Linked DNA regions of Mus musculus: region 1 is linked to region 2. A link is a loop called in an ENCODE intact Hi-C map of the cell type or tissue named here. Cell type or tissue: left cerebral cortex. All regions are shown on one strand. Links, peaks and the distances in the headings refer to the core of each region. The heading gives the core; the rest is flanking DNA. Region 1 holds the start of Kir3dl2 (killer cell immunoglobulin-like receptor, three domains, long cytoplasmic tail, 2). Region 2 overlaps Kir3dl1 (killer cell immunoglobulin-like receptor, three domains, long cytoplasmic tail, 1).

Region 1 (8,342 bases), core at 12-8,011, 56 kb before region 2:
AAAAGGAGATCAAGGGGATACAAATTGGAAAGGAGGAAGTCAAAATATCACTTTTTGCAGATGATATGATAGTATATATAAGTGACCCTAAAAATTCTACCAGAGAACTCCTAAACCTGATAAACAGCTTCGGTGAAGTAGCTGGATATAAAATTAACTCAAGCAAGTCAATGGCCTTTCTCTACACAAAGAATAAACAGGCTGAGAAAGAAATTAGGGAAACAACACCCTTCTCAATAGTCACAAATAATATAAAAATATCTCGGTGTGACTCTAACTAAGGAAGTGAAAGATCTGTATGATAAAAACTTCAAGTCTCTGAAGAAAGAAATTAAAGAAGATCTCAGAAGATGGAAAGATCTCCCATGCTCATGGATTGGCAGGATCAATATTGTAAAAATGGCTATCTTACCAAAAGCAATCTACAGATTCAATGCAATCCCCATCAAAATTCCAACTCAATTCTTCAACGAATTAGAAGGAGCAATTTGCAAATTCATCTGGAATAACAAAAAACCTAGGATAGCAAAAAGTCTTCTCAAGGATAAAAGAACCTCTGGTGGAATCACCATGCCTGACCTAAAGCTTTACTACAGAGCAATTGTGGTAAAAACTGCATGGTACTGGTATAGAGACAGACAAGTAGACCAATGGAATAGAATTGAAGACCCAGAAATGAACCCACACACCTATGGTCACTTGATCTTCGACAAGGGAGCTAAAACCATCCAGTGGAAGAAAGACAGCATTTTCAACAATTGGTGCTGGCACAACTGGTTGTTATCATGTAGAAGAATGCCAATCGATCCATACTTATCTCCTTGTACTAAGGTCAAATCTAAATGGATCAAGGAACTTCACATAAAACCAGAGACACTGAAACTTATAGAGGAGAAAGTGGGGAAAAGCCTTGAAGATATGGGCACAGGGGAAAAATTCCTGAACAGAACAGCAATGGCATGTGCTGTAAGATCGAGAATTGACAAATGGGACCTAATGAAACTCCAAAGTTTCTGCAAGGCAAAAGACACCTCAATAAGACAAAGAGACCACCAACAGATTGGGAAAGGATCTTTACCTATCCTAAATCAGATAGGGGACTAATATCCAACATATATAAAGAACTCAAGAAGGTGGACTTCAGAAAATCAAATAACCCCATTAAAAAATGGGGCTCAGAACTGAACAAAGAATTCTCACCTGAGGAATACCGAATGGCAGAGAAGTACCTGAAAAAATGTTCAACATCCTTAATCATCAGGGAAATGCAAATCAAAACAACCCTGAGATTCTACCTCACACCAGTCAGAATGGCTAAGATCAAAAACTCAGGTGACAGCAGATGCTGGCGAGGATGTGGAGAAAGAGGAACACTCCTCCATTGTTGGTGGGATTGCAGGCTTGTACAACCACTCTGGAAATCCGTCTGGCGGTTCCTCAGAAAATTGGACATAGTACTACCGGAGGATCCAGCAATACCTCTCCTGGGCATATATCCAGAAGATGCCCCAACTGGTAAGAAGGACACATGCTCCACTATGTTCATAGCAGCCTTATTTATAATAGCCAGAAGCTGGAAAGAACCCAGATGCCCCTCAACAGAGGAATGGATACAGAAAATGCGGTACATCTACACAATGGAGTACTACTCAGCTATTAAAAAGAATGAATTTATGAAATTCCTAGCCAAATGGATGGACCTGGAGGGCATCATCCTGAGTGAGGTAACACATTCACAAAGGAACTCACACAATATGTACTCACTGATAAGTGGATATTAGCCCAAAACCTAGGATACCCAAGATATAAGATACAATTTCCTAAACACATGAAACTCAAGAAAAATGAAGACTGAAGTGTGGACACTATGCCCCTCCTTAGAAGTGGGAACAAAACACCCTTGGAAGGAGTTACAGAGACAAAGTTTGGAGCTGAGATGAAAGGATGGACCATGTAGAGACTGCCATATCCAGGGATCCACCCCATAATCAGCATCCAAACGCTGACACCATTGCATACACTAGCAAGATTTTATCGAAAGGACCCAGATGTAGCTGTCTCTTGTGAGACTATGCCGGGGCCTAGCAAACACAGAAGTGGATGCTCACAGTCAGCTAATGGATGGATCACAGGGCTCCCGATGGAGGAGCTAGAGAAAGTAGCCAAGGAGCTAAAGGGATCTGCAACCCTATAGGTGGAACAACATTATGAACTAACCAGTACCCCGGAGCTCTTGACTCTAGCTGCATATGTATCAAAAGATGGCCTAGTCGGCCATCACTGGAAAGAGAGGCCCATTGGACACACAAACTTTATATGCCCCAGTACAGGGGAACGCCAGGGCCAAAAAGGGGGAGTGGGTGGGTAGGGGATTGGGGGTGGGTGGGTATGGGGGACTTTTGGTATAGCATTGGAAATGTAAATGAGCTAAATACCTAATAAAAAATGGAAAGAAAAAAAAAAGAATTCTTTAAAAAAAATGCAAATCAAAATGACCCTGAGATTCCACCTCACTCCAATCAAAATGGCTAAGATCAAAAATGTAACAGTACCTTCTCGTCAAGATGTGGAGACAGAAAAACACTCCTCCATTGTAGTAGGAATGCAAGCTGGTACAACCACTTTGGAAATCTGTCTGATGGTTCCTCAGAAAATTGTAAATAGTCTATCTGAAGACCCAACTATACTATTCTTAAACATACAGCCATAGAATGCCACACCATCTACAAGTATACGTACTCTACCATGTCCATAGATGCCTTATAAGTCTGTAATAGCCAGACGCTGGAAACAACCCAGATGTTCCTCAACCAAAGAAAGGATACAGATAATGTGGTTCATTTACAGAGTGGAATACTTTACATCTATTAGAAACAGGGGCATAATGAATTTTGTAGGCAAATGGATGGAACTAGAAAATGTCATCCTGAGTGAGGTAACCCAGACCCAAAAGGACATGCATGATATGTACTCAGTGATAAGTGGATATTAGTCTAAAAGTACAGAACACCTAGGACACACCCTACAGACCAATTATAAGTGTAACAAGCAGAAAAGACCAAGTGAGGAGGCTTCAATCCCACTTAGGAGGGGGAAGGGAATAATCACTGGAGGCTAAGTTAAGGAGGGAGCAGTCTAGGAGGGCAGAAGGAAAAGGGGAACAGGATCATATATGAGGGGAAAGAAGAGAAGCCTAGAAAGCCTAGAGAATGAATGGAGATAAGCACCCTGGGGGGAGGGAGGGGAACCTCTAGAAAGACCAAAGTCCCAGGAAGTGAGAGATGCTCAGGATTCAATGGGGATGACCTCAAAGTGCCCAACTTTGGAAAGAGGGAACTCAAAGCATCCACCTTCAGTAGATAGAGAGGACCTCAAGTGGCAGGTCAGAGTTACTAACCCACCATCAAAATTCCTGACCCACAATTGTTCCTGTCTAAAAGAACTGCAGGGAAAAACATGGAGAAGAGACTGAAGGAAAGATGACTCAATGACTGGCCCACATTGGGATCCATCTCATGGGGAGCACCAAGGCCTGATACTGTTACTGATGCTATCACATGCTTATAGAGTTCTCTGAGAGGCCCTACCTGCAGCTGACTGAGACAGAGGCAGATACTCTCACCCAACCCTTTTACTGGAGTCCCAGACCCCTCTGGTAGAATTAGGGGAAGGATTGAAGAAGCTGAAAGGGAGAGTGACTCCATAGGAAGACCTACAGTCTCGACTAACCCAGACCCCATGGCTCTCCCAGAGACTGAGCCACCAACTAGGAGCACAGGGGCAGCCAGAGGCCCTAACACACACAGGGCAGAGGTTGGCCTGGTCAGGCCTTGGTGGAGGAAAATGAGCTTTAATCTTGAGAGACTTGAGGCCCCAGGGAAGGGGAGGCTTAATTAGGAAGGGGGGCTCACCTCTCAGAGCCAAGGGGGAGGAGAATAGGATGAGGAAGTTTGGGTGAGGGGACCAAGGCAGGGGCAACAACTGGAATCCAAATAAATAAATAAATAAATAAATAAATAAATAAATAAATAAATAAATAAATAAATAAATAAAACTTTTAAAAACTTAATAGAATGTTTCTGTAGCATATTTGTTAAAAGAATAAGTGAGCTTAGATCAGGTGTTATATAATGTCACCTCTAAGTATGGAAAGTGTATTAAAATACAATGAAGAAAAACTACCATATATTTTGATGCTACACAAATAACAAATTATCAGTCATTAAAAATCACTAGAGGAAAAAGGAAAGCAGACATTCACATGGGAGCATAGGAGAGAGAGGTCTCAATGAATGTAAGCAGGAGGAAGCATGTAATTAAAATGTAGGGTGTGAATTTCTCATAGAATTTGTAAAATACTAAGAAAAAGAAGAAATTGTCTATTAAAATAAACAGAAAACTCATTTAGAGAAAAAATAGAGAAGACTCTTTAAACAAAGAGTAATATGGAAATGGTCAGGTACAAGATGGTCAATGACACAAAAAATTTCAACCCAGATAAAGAAGGTAACAGAGCACACTATTAAAAGAGATCCTGGCATCTGCATGACAAAGGATAATTAGACATAAGGATTTCTAATATAGCTAATGGCCACTTTCTGAGCCTACAAGTCACAAGAGACCAGGATGATGTTTTCAGTGAGGAAAGGGGAAAAAAGAAAAAGTCTGCCTATAGACAGCAGCAAACTGTCTTACAGACATGAAGTATGGAAAACTTGTGTCAGAAAACCTCTAGCAGACTGAGTTCCTCATCAAAAGGTCCAGAAAATGTCATGGAGTTCTTCAAGCTGAAATAAAGGGCTGGTAATGAGCTACATGAAAACATCTTCACGTAGAAAAAGTGAAATGATTCTTCAAAAGTAAGACAAGGAGAGGCGTTACAATAGTGTGCTAGTGGCACAGAAATCTTATGTGTAAAAGGAATGCCTGAAGACAAAATTAATACCCGCAACAGTTTGTTGAGCAACACATACATAATCCATAATAAATTATAATATCAAAACCTCAAATAAGTGTGGGATTTTGCGTAATAGTACAGAAAAAAGAAAAAATTAGAAAAAAATTTAAACAGCTTAATATCTATTTGGTGTTGTGGCACATGCTTTTAATAAGTGCACTTGGGTGTCAAAGGCAGGTGCATTTCTGAGTTCATGGCCATCTGGGTCTACAAACTGAGGTGTTGGATATCCAGGACTACATAGAGAAACACTATCCCCCCAAACCATAAAATTTTGTTCATTCAATCAAAGTTTAATGTCCAACTCTGCCAGGCACAGAGCCTGGGAGTATCCAGGACAGACTGAGAGGCAGGTTTGGAGGGTCTTTCCTTGGCAGTTCAAAATACTCAGCACCAATCCCACACACCAGTCCCTGTCCCCCCAAAATCATACTGCCTGCTCTCCTGTCTGAATAAAACCCGTCTATGGAAATGGACCGTAACTCCATGTTTTAGGGACGGACTCACCCACGTGTGCTGACATCCTCTGGACTAGGAAGAAACCTGGAAGACAAAACCTCATGATGTAAGATCTCCTTTCACAGTAGCTTGACCCTCTGACACCTGAAGTTTCTGTCCATCCTCTAAACACTGGAATCAGAGCCCACGTTGTTTATATGAACTTATGCACCAACACCCTCCATGGAAGCCAGGATTTCTGCTTTGGACAATTCTCACCTCCCAAGATGATAATTCTACCCTGTTATTTCACACTTTTCATCCTCAGCAGAACTCACCAGAACACATGAGGCTGAGGAACCAGAGCAGCATGGCTGGCAAGGAGCAGAGCCAGAACAAAGTCTACCGGATGTCCTGAGAGGCTCAGAGGAGCTGCAAACCACGGGAAGCCAGATTCACCAACAGATCACACTCATGCTCAGCCACAAGGTCTCTCTTTTTTGACACAGGTTTTCTGTGTCGCCCTGACTGTCCTGGCACTTTGTAGGAAATACTTGCCTTGAGCTCAAAGATCCACCTGACTTTGCCTCCCAAGTGAGTGGATTGTTGCTCTGTGAACCTGTCTCTTGCTGCAAGATGGATGCACTGATTTATTGTGGTCTAGGAGGATCATAGCTTGCTGAAAATTTTCAGACTTTAGTCCTTCAGACACAACATTTTCTATGACCACAACTGAGTTATGTCTTGGACCAAACCTTCTTGTTCTAAATGTTTGAACTTGATTAACATACTAAATCCTTTTATGTACTCTGTTCCTTTCTAAACCTGAGCATCAATGGTTCCTGTGGTGTTATGCGTGATGTGTTCAATGAATATCATTCATGTTATAAAAGCAAAACTAATGTGTCAATCAAAATTATTATGCTGTGCTCCTTCCAGTTTCAAGTCACAATTATGTAATTATAGCTGATTGATTAGTTATTTAGAGTAATAAAATTGCACTTCTGTTTAAAAGTCAGAGAGATAAGGCAAGTGCGTTTTAACTCTAATTCAATTGTGTTTTATGACCTAATCCTTAAAACATTTCACTTTAAAATTCTGTGCATGTGTCTGTATTTTCATCTGAGCACTGGTGTTTAGTAATGCCCGAAGTGGGTGTTGATTAGAGGCCCTGGTGCAGGGGTCACTGGGAGAAGTGATACTTCTAGTGTAGGTATAAGCATCTGATGCTGGGCCCTCTGCAAGCACAAGACACAACTGTATCTTCTGAAGGATGTGTCCAGTCATATAGGCTTACCATTCTTTACAAAACCCTAGACATAAATTCATTCTGTTTCCCACTTCATTCAGGAACGGTTGTCCTATGTGAGTGCTTCTGATATGTATAACTTGACAAGTTGTTTTTGCATTTTCCAAATGGTTTTGATAGTTCCTAACTCTGTTTCTCTTCTTCTTATTCCAGCACAACATATTAAACGCTCAGTGACAGGACCAGGTAAGAAACATAAAGATAAAATCTATTTCTAGAAGAGTATGTCAGAGGGCAAGAACCAGCAAGGCCACTGTAAAGAAATGGCAACATTTGAAGCAGGACTACAGTTTTCACAACAAACAACTGGCTGCACAGAAACACTGCAAATGAAGTATGCATATGTAGAATTCATTATTTAAGAGATAATAATATTTTAGGCTTTGTAATGTATATGTATATAATTCTACATTTTTCATTAAATAATTTATTTGTACTTTCATGTGTATCCCAGCTTCCCCTATCTCCTCTCATGTCAGTATCTCCCTCTCCTTTCTACTTCTCCATCTTCCCTCCCTTCCTCTTCTGAGAAGAGTAGCCCTTCCATGGATATCAACTTTCCTTGGCATATCAACTTTCATTAGGAATATAGATGTATCTTTTCTTATTGAGGCTAGACATGGCAGCTCACTCCAAAGGCAGGCAACGGAGTGAAAGGCAGCCCCTGCTTCTTTTCTAGGGGTCCCGTATGAAAACTAGCTGCACATCTACTACCTATATGTAGAGAGGGCTTATGCTCCTCCCATGCATGCTGTCTGGTTGGTGGGTTAGTCTCTGTGAGCACCTATAAGCCCAGGACTCTGTAGGTTTTGTTGTTGTGTCCTTGACCTCACTGGCTCCTACTACCCTTTCCCACCTCTTCCACAGGATTCTCCAATCTCTGCTGAATGTTTGGCTGTGGGACTCTGCATTGTTCCCATCAGTTTCTGGGTGATTGACGTTTCTTTGTGGATTTTTCTTGTGATGAGTGCAAAGTGCCCTCCTCTATCTCCTCTGATGGATTTTGGTTGAAAGTCTATTTTATTAGACTTATGTCATTATGTTAGGATGGAAACCTGACCTTGCTTTTTGAGTCTACTAGGTAAATCCCTTTCCAGCCTTTTATTCTAAGGTAATGTTTATCCTCCATGTCGGGGTGAATTTCTTCTACTCAGAATGGTGGATCCTGTTTTTGCATCCATTCAATTAGCCTATTTCTTTTTATTAGGCAATTGATTCCATTGACCTTGAGAGATACTTATGTCCAACAATTGTAACTTCCTATCATTTTTACATTTGTGTTGATTGTGTGTGTGTGTGTGTGTGTGTGTGTGTGTGTGTGTGTGTGTGTGTTTGTGTACCTTCATTTGGTTCTTTCCTTTAAGATAATTTTTTCATCAACATGGATGACATTTTTGCTGGGTGTAGTATCCTCTGTGACTGGCATCCATTTTGTCTTAGCAAGAATCTACTTTTTTTTAAACTTAAAACATACACTAATACGTTTTTCAAATCAATAATAATTATTTGATTTCTCCTTGCCTTTACTCACCTCAGTCTGTATTCACCATGTATCTGATTTGTTCACCCTCAGATGCACTTTTATATTTAATTAAGTCTACATATCTAGGTATATATTTCTAAATATATAAGTGCAGT
Region 2 (8,342 bases), core at 229-8,228:
AGGCAGACTTTTTCTTTTTTCCCCTTTCCTCACTGAAAACATCATCCTGGTCTCTTGTGACTTGTAGGCTCAGAAAGTGGCCATTAGCTATATTAGAAATCCTTATGTCTAATTATCCTTTGTCATGCAGATGCCAGGATCTCTTTTAATAATATGCTCTGTAACCTTGTTTATCTGGGTTGAAAATTTTGTGTCATTGACCATCTTGTACCTGATCATTTCCATACTACTCATTGTTTAGAGTCTTCTCTATTTTTTCTCTAAATGAGTTTTCTGCTTTTTTATAGGCATTTTCTTCCTTTAATTCTGTGAGAAATTCACATACTATGTTTTAATTAGATGCATCCTCCTGCCTAAATTCTTAAGACCTCTCTCTCCTATCCTCCCAAGTGAACATCTGTTTTCCTTTGCCCTCTAGCAATTTTTTTCTTTTTTTCTTTTTTATTTATTTATTTATTTATTTATATTACATATTTTCCTCAATTACATTTCCAATGCTATCCCAAAAGTCCCCCATACCCCCCCCCACTTCCCTAGCCACTCATTCCCCCCCTTTTTTTTTTTTTTTTTGGCCCTGGCGTTCCCCTGTACTGGGGCATATACAGTTTGCGTGTCCAATGTGCCTCTCTTTCCAGTGATGGCCGACTAGGCCATCTTTTGATACATATGCAGCTAGAGTCAAGAGCTCCGGGGTACTGGTTAGTTCATAATGTTGTTCCACCTATAGGGTTGCAGATCCCTTTAGCTCCTTGGGTACTTTCTCTAGCTCCTCCATTGGGAGCCCTGTGATCCATCCATTAGCTGACTGTGAGCATCCACTTCTGTGTTTGCTAGGCCCCGGCATATTCTCCCATGAGACAGCTACATCTGGGTCCTTTCGATAAAATCTTGCTAGTGTATGCAATGGTGTCAGCGTTTGGATGCTGATTATGGGATGGATCCCGAGGTATGGCAGTCTCTACATGGTCCATCCTTTCATCTCAGCTCCAAACTTTGTCTCTGTAACTCCTTCCATGGGTGTTTTGTTCCCAAATCTAAGGAGGGGCATAGTGTCCACACTTCAGTCTTCATTTTTCTTGAGTTTCATGTGTTTAGGAAATTGTATCTTATATCTTGGGTATCCTAGGTTTTGGGCTAATATCCACTTATCAGTGAGTACATATTGTGTGAGTTCCTTTGTGAATGTGTTACCTCACTCAGGATGATGCCCTTCAGGTCCATCCATTTGCCTAGGAATTTCATAAATTCATTCTTTTTAATAGCTGAGTAGTGCTCCATTGTGTAGAAGTACCACATTTTCTGTATCCATTCCTCTGTTGAGGGGCATCTGGGTTCTTTCCAGTATATGGCTATTATAAATAAGGCTGCTATGAACATAGTGTAGCATGTGTCCTTCTTACCAGTTGGGGCATCTTCTGGATATATGCCCAGGAGAGGTATTGCTGGATCCTCCGGTAGTACTATGTCCAATTTTCTGAGGAACCGCCAGACTGATTTCCAGAGTGTTTGTACAAGCCTGCACTCCCACCAACAATGGAGGAGTGTTCCTCTTTCTCCACATCCACGCCAGCATCTGCTGTCACCTGAATTTTTGATCTTAGCCATTCTGACTGGTGTGAGGTGGAATCTCAGGGTTGTTTTGATTTGCATTTCCCTGATGATTAAGGATGTTGAACATTTTTTCAGGTGCTTCTCTGCCATTCGGTATTCCTCAGGTGAGAATTCTTTGTTCAGTTCTGAGCCCCATTTTTTAATGGGGTTATTTGATTTTCTGAAGTCCACCTTCCTGAGTTTCCCTCTAGCAATTTTTAAGGACTGATAATTTGGTATTTGTGTGGCATAAAAATATATGGTCATTTTTCATCATTGTATTTTAATACTCTTTCTATACTTAGAGGTGAGATTATATAATGCTTGATCTAAGCTCACTTCTTCTTTTATTTTAACAAATTCACAACAGAATCATTCTATTAAGTTTTTAAAAGTTGTTTTTTTATTTGCATTCCAGTCATTGTCCCTGCCTTGGTCCCCTCACCCACACTTCCTCATCCTGTGCTCCTCTCCCTTGTTTCTAAGATGTGAGCCTCCCTCCCCAATGAGGCCTCCCCTTCCTTGGGGCCTCCAGTCTCTCAAGACTAAAGTCCATCTTCCTCCACCGAGGACTGGCCAGGCCTGCCTTGTGTGTGTCAGGGCCTCTGGCTGCCCATGTGCTCTGTGTTGGTGGCTCAGTCTCTGGGAGAGCCATGGGGTCCTGGTGAGTTGAGACTGTAGGTCTTCCTATGGAGTCACTCTCCCTTTCAGCTTCTTCAATCCTTCCCCTAATTCTACCAGAGGGGTCTAGGACTCCAGTGCATGGGTTGGCTGTGAGTATCTACCTCTGTCTCAGTCATCTGCAGGTAGGGCCTCTCAGTGGACAGCTATGCCAGGCTCCCTCTATAAGCATGTGATAGCATCAGTAACAGTGTCAGGCCTTGGTCCCCATGAGATGGATCCCAATGTGGGCCAGTCATTGGATTGCCTTTTTTTCAGTCTCTTCTCCATGTTTGTCCCTGCAGTTCTTTTAGACAGGAACAATTGTGGGTCAGGAATTTTGATGGTGGGTTAGTAACTCTAACCTGCCAATTGAGGACCTCTCTATCTACTGAAGGTGGATGCTTTGACTTCCCTCTCCCCAAAGTTGGGCACTTTGTCTGAGGTCATCCCCAATGAATCCTGAGCATCTCTCACTTCCTGGGTATTTAGTACTTTGTAGAGGTTCCCCTCCCTCCCCCCAGGGTGCTTATCTCCATTCATTCTTTGGGTGCTCTAGGCTTCTCTTCTTTTCCCCCATATATAATCCTGTTCCATTTTTCCCTTCTGCCCTCCTATTCATCTTCCTCCCTCACTTAGCCTCTGGTGATTATTCCCTTCCCCCTCCTAAGTGGGATTGAAGCCTCCTCACTTGGTCTTTTCTGCTTGTTACACTTATAATGGTCTGTAGGGTGTGTCCTAGGTGTTCTGTACTTTTAGACTAATAACCACTTATTGAGTACATACCATGCATGTCCTTTTGGGTCTGTGTTACCTCATTCAGGGTATTATTTTCTAGTTCCATCCATTTCCCTACAAAATTCATTATGCCCCTCTTTTTAATAGATGTATAGTATTCCACTCTGTAAATGAACCACATTTTCTGTATCCATTCTTTGGTTGAGGAACATCTGGGTTGTTTCCAGCTTCTGGCTATTACAGATTTATAAGGCTTCTATGGACATGGCAGACTACATATCCTTGTAGAATGTTGGGACATTATATGGCTATATGTCTAAGAGTAATATAGCTGGGTCTTCAGATAGACTATTTACAATTTTCTGAGAAACCATCAGACAGATTTCCAAAGCAGTTATACCAAATTGCATTCCTACTAACTATGGAGGAGTGTTTTTCTGTCTTGGCCAGTATGTACTATTACCTTTTTGATCTTAGACATTTTGATTGGAGTGAGGTGGAATCTCAAGGTCATTTTGATTTGCATTTCTCTGATGGCTGAGGATTTTGAACATGTTTTAAGTGCTTCTTGGACATGTGAGATTCTTCTGTTGTGAATTCTCTGTTTAGCTCTGCACCAAACTTTCAATTGGGTTATTTGGTTTTCTGGAGGTTGACATCTTGAGTTCTTCATATATTTTAGACATTAGGCTGCTGTTGGATGTGGGATTAGTGAAGATTTTATTCCCAATCTGTAGGTTTCCTATTTATCCTATGGTCAGTGTCTTTTGCCTCACAGAAGCTGTTTAGTTTCATGACATCCTATTTATCAATTGTTGATTTTAGAGCCTGAACCACTGGTGTTTTGTTTGGGAACTTTTCCCCTAAGCCAATGAGTTTGAGGCTCTTTCTCACTTTCTCTTCTATGAGAAGGATGGTGGAGCTCAGGGAGGTGGGACAGGTCCTGTGTCAGCTGGGCTGTGTGGGTGTCCCAACAGGTGTGTGTATTTGTGCTAGATTCTCACTTATGTTTTTCCTTTGTGTGGTCCTCCTGAGAGGATCACAAGATGTTGCAGTTGGGCACATATGAGGCTGCTGATCAACTTTTTTTTTTTACTTGAAAAGAAATCTATTTTATTTATTTTTTAAGTGAAATTTATTTTATTTTTTTAATTAGGTATTTTCCTCATTTACATTTTCAATGCTATCCCAAAGGTCCCCCATACCCACCCCCCAATCCCCTACCCACCCACTCCCCCTTTTTGGCCCTGGCGTTCCCCTGTACTGGGGCATATAAAGTTTGCAAGTCCAATGGGCCTCTCTTTGCAGTGATGGCCGACTAGGCCATCTTTTGAAGGAGTTACAGAGACAAAATTTGGAGCTGTGACGAAAGGATGGACCATCTAGTGACTGCCATATGCAGGGATCCATCCCATAATCAGCTTCCAAATTCTGACACCATTGCATACACTAGCAAGATTTCGCTGAAAGGACCCAATTATAGCTCTCTCTTGTGAGACTATGCCGGGGCCTAGCAAACACAGAAGTGGATGATCACAGTCAGCTATTGGATGGGTCACACGGCCCCTAATGGAGGAGCTAGAGAAATTACCCAAGGAGCTATAGGGAACTGCAACCCTATATGTGGAACAACAATATGAACTAACCAGTACCCGGGAGCTCTTGTCTTTAGCTGCTGATCAACTTTTAATTGTGTGTGTGTGTGTGTGTGTGTGTGTGTGTGTGTGTGTACATGTACTATAGCTAATTCTATCTCAAAGTCACCCAAGTGACCAAGTAATGCTGTATTCCAATGTTTCACATGCGTGGAGCCTTGGAATTGTAGTAAAACTACACGTCTGCATCTACCTTGTCACTATCAGTGTAGAAGCATGAGTCAGTATGACATCTGTGGATGGAGACTTATATGAGAATACAGAAAGAACAAATGTGTTCAAAACACTCCATTCCTCCAGATTTCTTGGAGATTTTCTTCTTTGGAAAGCACTATGGGATTTCTTACTCTCACCCCTGAGTTCTTGAAAATTTACAAAGTAATCCCTCATCTGATAACAGTTATATATCTAGAGTTGATGAATGTGAATAAAAAACATTCATTTTCTGCTATCTGAGAAAGAATTTCCCCCTAATAATCTTATATAATCCTTTTTGAATTGCAAATTTTATGACCAAATCTGCTTGACTATTAAATATTTATTTTAAGACTCTGGGTTAACAGATCTTAGCATACAAAGCTATACCATATTTATATAATAGTAAGGGAATACTGATTATTTAAAAATGACCTATCGTGATTTTTTAAAGAGGACTGCAACACATACTAACATGTTCACCCCATAAAGCAAACCCATGAGAGACCAAACAATGATTCCATCAATGCCCAATTGGTTGATTCTGTGCGTTTACTGAGATTACTACTAGCAGTAGAGATGAGGGATTATTTACAGAAGAACGAAGAAACTCAAAGCATAACTAAATGCACACCTCAATATGGGTGTTTTCCATGAAGGGCAAAGCCATGGAACACCACACAACATTCAGGCACTCACCATGACTCAGACATCTCCTCTTGGAGCTCACCTGTCCTAGCTTCTTAATTATTTTATAGAGCTTAAAAGGGACACAGGTAAATCATGTAAGTTTTAGCTTTCCAGGACATTTGAAGTTTATTTAACCTCCTAAGACTCATGAGACCCTCAACCTCTCCCATTAGAACAGGGATCGTTTAATTCACAGAAAATTTTTATAGAAAGGGCCCCAAAGAATTAAAAATTGTAGATTTAACTCTCAAGAATAAAGGGATCAATAAAATTTTACTCTGTTCCTCTTCTTGCAGGAAGCCATGATAAACCATTCCTATCTGCCTGGCCAAGTTATGTTGTTCCTCTGGGACAGAATGTGACTCTTACATGTGACTCTCATAGAGGATCTAACATATTCAAGCTGTACAAAGAAGAAGGGTCTCCAAACCATCAGTTACATGAGACTACATTTCAGAAGAGCCAGGTCTTTGGTCCTGTGACAACAGAACATGCAGGAACCTACAGATGCTTCCATCCTCAATATGCTAATGTATTGTCAGCACATAGTGAGCCTCTGAAAATCATAATTTCAGGTCAGAGTCCATATTTGGACTATCATTTCATGCCCCCGATTCTCCCAACCCTAGAAATTCCAGAAAGAGCTTTAGTCAGGTTCATCATTATAGAGGAATGTTCAACAAAGAAAATTGAATATTATGCTGGGCATAATATAATACCCATGTATATGTACTTTCTTGTACTAAAGGATTCTTGGGTTTAAAATAACTCAACGAAAAATTGGGCTTTGAAGATGGATATTTGAACCCAGAGAAGGTATCAAAAAATTGACATCAGGGTGAGAGACTAAATTAGTCTGGGTCTGTAGAATTACAACTGTCAGTATGAAAAAAATAATTAATAAAACAGTAGTTAGCATTAAAAAGCGTTGGCGGAGACACTCTATTACTAACACTGGCAGTGATAAACAGACTCCAAGTGCCAAGGAATGAATGAGGCCTCTAGAAGATGAAAGGAAAAGATAATGAAAAATTTCTAGTGATTTGAGCAGTGACATGTCCCTGAAGAAACATTCTTTATGACATTTAGCTTGCTTCAAAATTCGGATCTCCAGAATACTTTTACTCCTTTTAAGAACAGTATTGTGATTATTTTTTCTGCAAGTGATTGGAAATTAATAGAAGGATCTATATCAATGGGTATCTTAAAACCTAGAGAAGAGATGTCCAGAAAGCAGTAGGCCAGAATGATGACTCACCAAAGTTTTGGAGAGGACAATGCTCATGAACAAGAATGACAAGTGCTTGATATAAATTTGTATAATAGCGATTATCAGAAGACTTTCTCTGTTAACCACACTCACTACTAAATACCTTATTTTTCCAAGCATTACAGTTGATCAAAAGTAGCACAAAGTGACTCATAAAAGAGCCTGGTATTAAGCTTGTCATGTTTCCTGCTCTCCCCAAACCTGGAAAGGGGCAATGGGATCTATGTTAGAATGTTTCAGAAGCCACATTCTCACAAGTCAATGGGAAAATATTGTGCTGCTGACAGAGCCAAAGAATTGAGAAGGGGATATAGAGACATGGAGGAGTCTGTGTACAAAGTTGACATAAGCACAGAAAGGCACACAGGGTCAATGACAGGGAAAACAGGGTAAGAAAGGGAGGACTATAGATTTTCCAAAACATGGAGAATGTGACCAAGTCCATGCAATTTCCTTATTTCTAGGAATCTACATGAAGCCTTTCCTCTTGATTCTACAAAGTCCCCTGGTGGATACAGGAGGGAATGTGACCCTGGAATGTCACTCAGAGAATATGTTCGATACATACATTTTGATTTCACACAGAATGGGAATAATCAAGAACTCTGTCCAAGTTTCTGCAGAACATCATGAAAGTGGGTCACATGTCAGCTACTCAATAGGTCCCATGACACCTGACCTTGTTGGGACTTACACATGCTATGGTGCTAACAGTTACTACCCCTATGAATGGTCAGACTCCAGTGACCCCATTGACATCAAGATCACAGGTAAGAGAGTGCACACCTGTTCTTTACCCTCTTCGTGATGCATAACAGACATCGTGTAGTGTGGAAGCCTTGGGGCATCAGGTGGAAGATAACTGTGGGAAATTTAGAGAAAAGAAGACATGGTGGGCATTTTACTGGCATAGACAATATAAACAGAGATACAAGGCCAGACAATTGGTTATTCTGTAAGACACCAATGCAGGGAAGTACAAAGGTGTCACAAGTAGAGATAAATATTCAGGGGTCAGGGGCCACTGGGTGAGCTTCATTTAACCAGAGAGAATGAAGTACTTCTACTTCCATTCAGACACTTGGGAAGTTCAGAATTTTGTTTGGCTTCTACCTCTGTAAGAAATCTGCTGGAAGAACCATATATCATACCTCAGGTTAATTGCTTAGTTGGAGTGGTTTTTAATGAGTCTTTAAGTCTTTGCACAGGTGGAACCTGGCTTTGACAACTGTTTGACAATTCTTCCTTTTATTGTGATTGACCCACTATTTACCCCAGAAAATCATAGCCTTGGGTGATTTAATAGAGCTCCAATCACTGTCTATTGTCTACACATCCAAACTTTTTCAGTTCCTTTCCTAAAATTATTCAGACATTCTAGGATGGCCAAAATGAATCTAAGAAATTGTGCCCAGGAATATATACATAATTGCAACATGGGAGAGGAGAGAGAGAGAGAGAGAGACAAAGACAGAGACAGAAAGAGAGACAGAGAGAGACAGAAAGAGAGAAATAGAGAGAGAGAAAGATGGAGAGAGAGAGAA

Evidence for each region. A loop is a pair of places that touch in the nucleus more often than their neighbours do. Peaks named below come from ENCODE experiments on the same cell type or tissue, not always from the same donor. Only the 100,000 strongest peaks of a DNase experiment are listed, where the experiment ranks them.
Region 1: it touches region 2 in a loop (2.3-fold over the local background); 12 of 42 quality-filtered maps call a loop at or near these places.

Annotation. Positions count from the first base shown.
Region 1 is chrX:136,463,270-136,471,611 of GRCm38, forward strand. Kir3dl2 (killer cell immunoglobulin-like receptor, three domains, long cytoplasmic tail, 2) reads right to left here and starts at 5,772. Exons shown (of 9, transcript NM_177748.2): 1 at 5,734-5,772; 2 at 5,465-5,500. The coding sequence starts at 5,767. Gm14991 (a long non-coding RNA gene) reads left to right here. Exons shown (of 4, transcript XR_387069.2): 2 at 6,858-6,890. In left cerebral cortex, for the core only: no CTCF peak of the experiment used is centred there; no DNase peak of the experiment used is centred there.
Region 2 is chrX:136,519,125-136,527,466 of GRCm38, forward strand. It overlaps Kir3dl1 (killer cell immunoglobulin-like receptor, three domains, long cytoplasmic tail, 1), which reads left to right. Exons shown (of 9, transcript NM_177749.4): 3 at 5,825-6,103; 4 at 7,263-7,568. It also overlaps a transcript of Kir3dl2 not described here. Among named protein-coding and RNA genes, the nearest start is that of Kir3dl1, 5.3 kb to the left of the region's middle. In left cerebral cortex, for the core only: no CTCF peak of the experiment used is centred there; no DNase peak of the experiment used is centred there.